Regions from separate parts of the Homo sapiens genome. Here region 1 is linked to region 2. The links are chromatin loops, found by intact Hi-C in ENCODE. Cell type or tissue: GM12878. All regions are shown on one strand. Links, peaks and the distances in the headings refer to the core of each region. The heading gives the core; the rest is flanking DNA.

The links. Hi-C counts contacts between places; a loop is a spot of excess contacts. Peaks named below come from ENCODE experiments on the same cell type or tissue, not always from the same donor. Only the 100,000 strongest peaks of a DNase experiment are listed, where the experiment ranks them.
Region 1: a loop joins it to region 2, with 3 times the contacts of the local background. A loop is called at or near these places in 1 of 110 quality-filtered maps.

The regions. Positions count from the first base shown.
Region 1 is chr2:227,457,275-227,462,653 of GRCh38, forward strand. No RefSeq gene overlaps it. Among named protein-coding and RNA genes, the nearest start is that of MIR5703, 12 kb to the right of the region's middle. RefSeq lists an enhancer at 3,045-3,134. In GM12878, for the core only: no CTCF peak of the experiment used is centred there; a DNase peak (open chromatin) is centred at 2,968; H3K4me3 peaks cover 694 bases; H3K27ac peaks cover 2,841 bases.
Region 2 is chr2:227,845,750-227,851,128 of GRCh38, forward strand. No RefSeq gene overlaps it. Among named protein-coding and RNA genes, the nearest start is that of DAW1, 23 kb to the right of the region's middle. In GM12878, for the core only: no CTCF peak of the experiment used is centred there; a DNase peak (open chromatin) is centred at 3,002; H3K4me3 peaks cover 294 bases; H3K27ac peaks cover 949 bases.

The sequences.
Region 1 (5,379 bases), core at 202-5,201, 390 kb before region 2:
GCTGGAGAGCAGTGGTGCGATCTCCGCTCACTGCAACCTCTGCCTCCCAGGTTCAAGCGATTCTCCCGCCTCAGCCTCCTGAGTAGCTGGGATTACAGGAGTGAGCCACCACACCTGGCTAATTTTTTTTTTTTTTTTTTTTAGTAAGATGGGTTTTCACTATGTTGGCCAGGCTGGTCTCGAACTCCTGACCTCAAGTGATCTGCCCGCCCTTGGCCTCCCAAACTGCTAAGACTACTGGCGTGAGCCACCGTGCCTGGCCTTTTTTTCCCCCCTTTTCCAAAGTCTAATATTAGGGATATAGTCCACTGAGAGAACAATCACCGATACATAAAAGGGCATCACAAAATGGAGACCCAAGATCGAAGGGCAATAATGAGATTGAATTTTATGCTTCTGAGGACCTGCCTTCATAGTCTGTGAAAAAATAAGTTAGAAGCAAGAATACTTGGGGCTTTCTTAATTATTTCACATGACTGAGAATGCAGGAGTACAGCTATTAGAAGAAATCCTAGGAGAGATTACTGCCCTAGAAAGAGAGGTCTCTGGGCCTCTGCTGAATCAAGTAAAGCCATCAGAAAGTTCAAATGAGACTACAGGGAACTATCACAAGAGACTGGAAGCAATGTGGGAAGGTCATCTAGCCACAGAGTGGCAAACAGGGTACAGATCTCACAGCCAACTGGGATCATTAGCAGCATCTTCTGGAGCAGAGAGTTAGTTGCAAGGGATTCCAAGGCTACACGTGGTATTAGCTAGAAATGGTGTAATGAACATGAGTGATGCCGGCTCCACGTGAAAGAGGCAGGAGTGGTGTATAGTTAACATTCTTGATGGGTCGGTTCTCTTGCCTTCTTATCTGTCTACATTCAGACCATCTTAGAAAGATGAGATGCTAATTCTATTTTTAAGAAGCTTTGGCCAGGCACGGTGGCTTATGGCCTGTAATCCCAACACTTTGGGAGGCCAAGCCGGACAGATCACCTGAAGTCAGGAGTTCGAGACCAGCCTGGCCAACATGGCGAAACCCTGTCTCTATTAAAAATACAAACATTAGCCAGGTGTGGTGGTACATGCCTGTATTCCCAGCTACTTGGGAGGCTGAGGCAGAAGAATCGCTTGAACCCGGGAGGCGGAGGTTGCAGTGAGCCGAGATCGCATCACTGCATGCCAGCCTGGGCAACAGAGTGAGACTGTCTCAAAAAAAAAAAAAAAAAAAAAAAAGCATGAAGAGGACATGATATATAATCCTTTCAGAAATGCAAAGATTAAAATGAATTCTTCTTCTTTTATCCGAGGTGGGACTGCTTTAATGTAAATCTGGTTTCTGTTGTCCTGGCCTTTGTGGAGAATGGAGGAGTACCATGTCCAGGAATCCATCTGTGTCTATGGTCTAGATCGGGGGTGTCCAATCTTTTGGCTTCCCTGGGCCACACTGGAAGAAGAAGAATTGTCTTGGGCCACACATAAAATACACTAATACTAACGATAGCTGATGAGCTGTTAAAAAAAAATCACAGAAAACCTCATAGTGTTTAAAGAAAGTTTATGAATTTGTGTTGGGCCGCATTCAAAGCTGTCCTGTGCCCCGTGCGGCCCACAGGCGGTGGGTCGGACAAACTTAGTCTACCTGTTAGACACTCTCCTTCCTCTGGCCCATCCTCCTTAAATCCAGGGTTCCCCTCCCTCTGTTCCCACCCCCTGACCTTTGTTGCCCCTGTAGACAAACTGGAGACTTCAGATTCAGACAGAGGGAACCTCAGGGAGACGATGCATTGTGGAGAATCTGGGTTCCTGTTTTGGTTCTGCCATCAGATCCCTCGTTTTCCTTAGTAGAATGAGGGGGATTTTAACCTTGGGCACGGGATCAGCCTGAGATGATATTTTACGTGTCTGGTGCATAGTTAAGGAAAGGGGAGTGGTATCTTTTATCTGATTCTCAAAAGGGGCTCTAACTCTAAACCTGTTGAGTCATTGGTCTAAGTGATTTCTTTTTCTTTTCTTTTCTGTTTTTTTCTTTTTTTGAGACGGAGTCTCGCTCTGTCGCCCAGGCTGGAGTGCAGTGGCGCGATCTTGGCTCACTGCAAGCTCTGCCTCCCGGGTTCATGCCATTCTCCTGCCTCAGCCTCGTGAGTAGCTGGGACTACAGGCGCCGGCCATCGCACCTGTCTAATTTTTTGTATTTTTAGTAGAGACGGGGTTTCACCGTGTTAGGCAGGATGGTCTCAATCTCCTAACCTCGTGATCCGCCCGCCTCGGCCTCCCAATCTAAGTGATTTCTAATATTCTTTCCATTTGAAACTTTGCATGTGAAGATCCATTTTCACTGGGGCCGTGGCTCACACCTGTAATCTCAGCACTCTGGGAGGCTAAGGTGGGTGGATCACTTGAGGTCAGGAGTTTGAGACCAGCCTGGCCAACAGGGTGAAACCCCGTCTCTACTAAAAATACAAAAATTAGCTGGGTGGGGTGGTGCATGCCTGTAATCCCAGTTATTCGGGAGGCTGAGGTGGGAGGATAGCTTGAACCCAGGAGGCAGAGACCACAATGAGCTGAGATCTCACCACTGCACTCCAGCCTGGGTTATAGAGTGAGACTCCATCTAAAAAAAAAAAAAAAAAAAAAAGAAGGTATCTTTTCATGCAATCATATACCCTATGTATGATGCTCACAGCTGGAAGATGCAGCAAAATACTCTTCAAATGGCAACTTCTAGATCTTATAGAGAATGGACCCATATTTATCAGATTTGAAGATGTTTAAAATAGACCAAAAATGTAACCTGTATAAAAAAGGAGAAATAGGGGTTGTTAAAATTTCCCTGAAAGCCCATGTGTAATAAAAATGAGTCATTATTCTAGAGGGTTTCCTGCCTTTTAAGGGCTGTAAATCAGAAGCAATGCTTATGGGAGACAAGGCCACGCTCCCCAGGTCTCCTGGGGGCGGCGGCAGCAGCACCCTCGTCCTGGCTGTGGTCCACGGTGCCTGGCTGCGACTAAGGCTGCAGAATGTTGAGTTGCTGTTCTGCGGTTTTGCCACATTCATCAAATGTGGTTATTGTCAACTAGATAAAGTATAGTACGGTGATTATGAGCACAGTTTCTGAATCAGACTGTCCAATCCTGGATCTCCCCTGGGAGCTTGAGCAAGCAACTTAATTTTTCTGTGCCTCAGTTTCTTTACCTGTAAAATAGAAATAATCCTATCACCTACTTCATAAAGTTCCTATGAGGATAAAGTGATTTAATGTATGAACAGCACTTAGAACAGTGTCTGGCAGATAGTAAGCATTCTATGTACTTGGATAGTAATAGCATTCCAAATATTACTTATCCAATCCATAGTATTGGATATGTAAAAGCATAGAAAAAAGGTCTGGAAAGGTAACGATGTGCTGCGACTGCTGGACGAGGCGATGTGAATGGGAGAGTGTGAGCTGTGGGCTGGGGAACTTTTGGCTTTACTGGCTGTGTTAGCTTCCCAGGGCTTCTGTAACAAACTGTCACAAGCTAGGTGGTTGAAAATAACAGGGATTTATGCTCACAATTCTTTATGCTACAGGTGAGGAATCAAGGAATCAGCAGGTCCAAAGGCTCTAGGGAAGAATCCTTCCTTGCCTCTTCCAGTTTCTGGTGGTCCTAGGTGTTCCTCGGCTCGTGGCAGCATGACTCCCACCTCTGCCTCCATCATCACATGGCCTTCCTCCCCGTATGTCTGTATGTGTCCTCTCTTCTTCTCATAGAGACACTAGTCATTGGATTTAGGGCCCACTCTAAATCAGAATGATTTCATCTTGAGTTCTCCAATGAATCACATCTTCAAAGGTCCTATTTCTAAATAAGGTCACATCCTGAGGTTCTGGTTGAATGTGAAGTTTTAGGAGATGCTTCAACTCACTATACCAGCATTGTTTTGTTTTGTTTTGCTTTCTTTTAAAAATGAGATTATATTCATGTATTACTTAGGATTTTTTTTTTTTTTTTTTTTTTTTTGAGACAGAGTTTCACTCTGTTGCCCAGGCTGGAGTGCAATGGTGCAGTCTCGGCTCACCGCAAACTCTGCCTCCCGGGTTCAAGCAATTCTCCTGCCTCAGCCTCCCGAGTAGCTGGGATTACAAGTGTGCGCCACCATGCCTGGCTAATTTTGTATTTTTAGTAGAGATGGGTTTCTCCATGTTGGTCAGGCTGGTCTCGAACCCCCAGTCTTGGGTGATCCACCCACCTCAGCCTCCCAAAGAGCTGGGATTACAGGCATGAGCCACTGTGCCTGGCCCTACTTAGGATATTAAACAACAAAATGAAACAAGAAAATATATATATAAAATATAATATACATTATACTATGGGAAGCTAATGTATACATGTATACACTTGCTTATTCTGTCTAGGTTGTAGAGGAGGTTGTTGATGGGAAAAGAGGGAAATACAATGATTGCTAACACTTGTAGAATGCTTACTATCTGCCAGACATTGTTTTAAGTGCTTTTCGTATATTAAATCACTTAATCCTCATTGGAACCTTATGAAGTAGGTGGTATGATCATTTCTATTTTATAGGTGAAGAAACTGAAGCACAGAAAAGTTAAGTTGCTTGCTCAAGCTCCCAGGGGAGATCCAGGCTTGGACAGTCTGATTCAGAAACTTTGCTGATACCACCATGCTGTACTGTCCTTCATGTATGGGCACACATAGGCGATACAGGTCTGAGTCAAGAAAATTTGACATCACTTCCTAAACACACACACTCTCCTTTTTCTCCCCAAATAAAGCATCTATAAATGAATGTTGTTTCTGTGGTTAGATGTGTTTGGAGAATTTTATCTGCAGAATCTTCCAAACTGAACATTGTCTGATATTTACTTAGAAGAAATAAAAACTTCCATGAACTGAGTGAAAAATAGTTGTTCATGTATATCACTGATTGCTGTTCAGATCACTTAGAGCACAATGGATTTCAACCAGTCAAAGTGCAGCAATGCTCTGAGCAAAGGGTAGCCGCACACAAGGTGGTTCACTTAACGGCAGCTTCTGGCAAATTGCAGCTAAACTGCAGTTCCAGTTGACTTGGTAACTTACAAACAGCACACGCTGAATGGAAAAGGAATTGGTATACCATATTTAAAACAATGAGAATAATGATAGCAGTGCTTCCATTAATGCCAGATGCTGTGCTGAGTACATTTTCTTACTCTGTTCTTACTGTAACCTTCTGAATCATTAATGCCCCAGAGGTGGGGTGGTGACTAATGATAAACTGATAAGGGTATCCTTATGGTAAAAATGGCCATGACCTTGTTCCTGTAAAGTTGCTCCAGGGACTTCCCCACTCATAAGCGGACTTGGAATTTTCGCCGTAAGTCCTTTGCTATAAGTTCTACGC
Region 2 (5,379 bases), core at 125-5,124:
TCAGGAGTTCAAGACCAGCCTGGCCAATATGGTGAAATCCCGTTTCTACTAAAAATACAAAAAATTAGCTGGGCGTGGTGGCAAGTGCCTGGAATCCCAGGTACTCAGGGCGCTGAGGCAGGAGAATTGCTTGAACCCAGGAGGTAGAGGTTGCGGTGAGCTGAGATTGCACCATTGCACTCGAGCCTGGGCAACAGGAGTGAAACTCCATCTCAAAAAAAAAAAATTTCCAGAGTTGGTGTTGTTCACATGCACTTGACCATAAATCCCCCTAAGATGGATCCTTGAAAAATTTTAGACTTGGACTAAGTCTATAATGATTCATAAACATAAGGGAATTTTATAAAATAACGAATGAGAGCATCTTCTACATGCCAGTCAATCCTGTAGCTCCAGGTATATAGAGACGGAAAATACCATCTCTGCCCATTGGTTAAGCAAGGGTTTTGGCAAGGCTATGGAGCAAAAGGAATTCCCATACATTGCTGGTGAGAAAGAAAACTGTGGTAACCCCATTGAAAAACAGTTTGTCTTAAAAAATCTTTTTGAAGACAGAGTCTCGCTCTGTTCCCAGGCTGGAGTCCAGCAGTGTGATCATAGCTCACTGAAGGCTCAAACTCTTGGGCTCAAATGATCCTCCTACCTTAGACTCCCAAGCAGCTGGGACTATAGGCACATGCCACCACGCCTGATTAATTTTTTATTTTTATTATTTTTAGAGACAGGATCTCACTATGTTGGCCAGGCTGGTCTTGAACTCCTGGGCTGAAGCAGTCCTCTCATTTCGGCCTCCCAAAGTGCTGGGATTACAGGTGTGAGCCACTGTGCCTGGCCCAGTGTGGCGTTTTCTACTAAAGCTGAACACATGTATACTCTGTGAGTCAGCAATTCTTTCTCATACGTGTCCCTGAGTAATGCATGCATACATGTGCCAGGATTCTTGTAAACGAATGTTTTCAGAAGCATTGTTTATTGTAGCTCCAAACTGGGCCATCAACTTTAGAAAGAATAAATAAATTGTGGGGTATCACACACAATGGAAATCTAGACAGAAGAGAAAATAAACTACAGCTGAATGCAGTAACATCCTGGAATCTTAAACATGGCATTGATTGAAAGGAAGACGACAAGAGAGAACACCCACAAGATGACCCTATTTCTATAAAATTCAACACCAGGAAAAATTAAACTTTATTTTTAAGCATGCATACAAAGCTAGTGAAACTATAAAGAAAAGTGAAGAAGTGATTACCAGAAGGGAAAGGACAGTAGTTGTTTCCAGGAGCATGTGAGCAGGGTATGGCTGAAACAAGACACATGAGGTTTCAGGAAGTGCTGATTTGCATGCAGTTTCACAGATTTTCAAAAAGTAATGATTCAATATTCTGTATATTTATTTTATGCATTCTTCCATATGTTGCTGTAACTGAAAAAATTTTTAAAAGATCAAATTTACAATCCCACCTTGAATTTAGAGTGATAATGAAGTTAAATGAGATTTGGCCAACAGGGCTAGGAAGGTGAGAATAAGTCCTCACTCCATGGATAAGTCTTAGAGGGAAAATAGGAAATTAGCAGAGAAGGAAAGAGCTGTCTAGGCAGAGGCAAGACTCACGCTAAAGTCTTCTTTGTCTATTTCACTCCTTCGGCACTGCAATTCTTCCCTCTACTCCGGCCCTCCAGGTGAGTGTGAGGGTTTAAGAAATGGGGCCCCCAAAGCAGGTCAGAGGCCAGAATATGTTCTGTTCATGTTTAGAAGATTTACTGGAGAGTTTTTGGAAGCAAGAACATTTTTGTTATGAAGTAAAAAGGAATATCTAAGATATCCCTCCGGCCGGGCGCGGTGGCTCACGCCTGTAATCCCAGCACTTTGGGAGGCCGAGGCGGGCGGATCACGAGGTCAGGAGATCGAGAGCATCCTGGCTAACACAGTGAAACCCCGTCTCTACTAAAAATACAAAAAATTAGCCGGGCATGGTGGCGGGCGCCTGTAGTCCCAGCTACTCGGGAGGCTGAGGCAGGAGAACGGCGTGAACCCGGGAGGCGGAGCTTGCTGTGAGCCGCGATCTCGCCACTGCACTCCAGCCTGGCAACAGAGCGAGACTCCGTCTCAAAAAAAAAAAAAAAAAAAAAAAAAAAAGATATCCCTCCTTCTCCCTTAGAACAAGGAAATACAAACTAACGGAAAAACCAAGGAAGATGTAAAGAAAAGAAGAGAAAACTAAGGAAAACTTGAGAAAATTGAGGCACAGATACAAAGGGGAAGAGAGAGAAGGGAATGAGTCAGGAGGGAAACAGAGAAAAGAGATTAAAGACATAAAAAGATAAAAGTATCGGGAAGCATTGCAGTGTGAAAGGGAAGAAATAAGCAAAGAAGACTTTGGAAGCTGCGTTCTTAAGATCTCTCTTAGATGAAAAAGGGGAGAGATAAATGAGAGAAAAGTAAAAAAGTTTTAGCAGAAAAAAAGAGAAATGATCAGAAATGTTTAATAGAAACATGAAAATTAGAAGTTCATGGGGCAAAAATAAAATGTGGCTTATTTTTATTTCTCTTTCTTAAAAGAGCAAACATTTGCAGGAAATCAAAAGGGCTCAAATTTCAAAGATCAACAAAACCAAGTGATGGGAAAAGCCTTTATAAGAGAAACTAGAATGGCATAAGAGGAATCTTAATAGTTTGATCATTTAAACAGGCTAAGGTAAATACTCACGCGAAAGAACCAAAAACTTTGTAAGAGTTATGATGCCAGAGAAAATAAGGAAGAAGAAAAAAGTGAACACTGTTACGTGTTCTAACTTGCAAGTCTCTTTCCCTCTTACTCTGCTAAGAATAAAAGAAAAGGCGGAAGGAAGAGATGAAAAGGGGGTCATTCCAACTCATTAAAACAGGGAAAAACCAACTATTGCAGAAAGGAATGGTGAGCCTGGTAAAAGTTGGGAGGAGGATGGGAAATTGCAAGAAGAGGGTTGTTAAAGTTATGAGTTCATTTTCCCTCGCCCCCTCATGGTACCATACTCACTCGACTGGAAAGGCAAGTTTCACTCCAGCAAATGAAGCAGCAAGGAAGTGACTTCACAAAAATCTTCCTCTGCTCTAGGGTAATTTGGGCCTTTCATGATTTAACTCAGTCTACCACATCTTGACCTAGTTGAAAACTGGGTCAGACTATTTTTCTTGAACGGAAGCCTAAAAACCACCCTCCCTTAAATGAATTTATATTTTTGCAGTATTGTCTATACTCAGTTTCTCTTTTACCTTTTTGGAGATGCTAACAAAAATTACTCAAGCCAGTTAAAGACCCTGGACCCAGAATCCATCGACAGAGGAAAAGGAATCAGGGATTTCATAGGAAAGTTGGAAGATTTGCTTTCGGTCCTTCTCCTGGTGGGGCACTGGGTGTTAATTTAAGTGACAATCAGCCCATTTCAGTCATGACCTTCCTCCCTCTCTGAGCAATTACTGAGGCACAGAAGAACTCCATTTTGGCTCAAAGAGTTTGTAAACCAAAAATAAAATTACAAGGCCCCGCCAACCATCTGAATGGACCCCTCTTCTCAGACAAGGGCATTCCAAAGTTGGTTCAAGCCATAATGTGAAGGGAGGGTTGGACATGCCACATTACACCCTCCTTCCTTTTGGAATTCAGGAAAAGCCAACCAGCATTAATATCGACACAGACCTTGAAGTCTGGTAAGAAATATTTACAATCTATTCTCTTGGAAGCCTGCTACTTAGAGGCTTCATCTGATTGATAAAACTTTGGTCTTCACGACCCCTTATCATCCTAAACCAGACACTTGTTTCTATTGATTCCAGGTCTTTAGATAATAACTCTTTCAACCAATTGTCCATCAGAAAAATTTTAAATCTACCTATAACTTGGAAGCCCCACTGCTTCGAGTTATCCTGGCTTTCCGGACTGAATCAATGTACATCTACATGTATTTGATTAATGTCTCCTGTCTCCCTTGAATTTATAAAACTAGGCCGTGCCTCGACCACCTTGGGCACAAGTTCTTGAGATCTCCTGAGGGCTGTGTCACAGACCATTGGTCCCTCATATTTGGCTCAGAGTAAATCTCTTCAGATATTTTAGAGTTTGACTCTTTTCCTCAGCAATTTCTATGAGGTGTGGAAGAAAGGCGTCAGGAGTTGGGGAAGAGAAGAGTGAGGAATAAATGAGGCTGCCCAGTTAGGTTAGGGGCAGGGACTCCCAGGACACATTGAGGAGTTTGGGAGGATGATAAAAAGAGTGGCAATATGATTAAAGCAGATTAGAAGAAACAGGCGTGGCTGGTGGAGGGATGTGAGAGAAAACTGGCCAGAGTGGGAAGCAAATTGATTCTTGATGAGTAAATGCATCCTGGCCAGGACCATAAATACTCCCTAGAGTATGATTACTCATGATCTTTTCCCCATCTGGCTGGTTGGAATAGGTATAATCCCTAAGGAAGCTTGCCAGATAGAATAAAATAGAGGATACCTCATTAACTTCAAATTTCAGATGAACAACATATTTTTTTTAGTGCTATTATGTCCCAGGCAATATTTGGAGCCCACTTAAAAACAAACAAACAAAAAAACCCCACGTGCTGTCTAGCTGAAATTCAAAGCTGCTGGGGTGTCCTGTATTTGATTTGCTAAATCTGGCAACTGTATCCCCAGGGCAATCTTGGGAATCATGAGAAAGTAGAGCCCAAAGATGTTGCTGGGTCTCAGAGCTGCAAGAGAAGTGCACAGGAAGGCTACCTAGATGTTAGGACTTCTGACTTCCAAAACTATAAAAGTATAAATTTGTATTTTAAGCCACTAAAATGTGGTAATGTGTTACAGTGACAATAGGAAACGAATACATAATCTAACACATTTTTTCCTCTTTTTCTTTGTCTACCCCATAGATATAGACAACGCTACACTTGGAAAGCAGAACCTTTTTGTTCATTTTCAGAAAAGAAAACTGAGGACATAATCACTATTTCCATTTGTAGAGTAACTCTTGGCATTCTTTCCTTGACACTATCTACACACTTTCTTATCTTTCTCTTCCTCTTCATCTAATTCTCTCCCTCTTCCCAATTCTTTCTATTCCTGTTTCCATTGCTTTTCTTTTCTCTATCAATTACCCAACCATCATCATCATCCATCCATCCATCCATCCATCCATCCATCCATCCATCCATCATCCTCTTCCCTGCTTTATTTTCATTACTCTAAAAGAGTACTTTTCAAGTTCACTCATCCCCACTTCCCCAAAATACTTGACACATTTTATCCTTCATCCTTCCTTTCATTATGTTGTGTCACTAGTTATAGATCCATTTGAGTAAAGAAACTTTCCTTTTAAAAACACAATACCGGCCAGGTGCAGTGGCTCACGC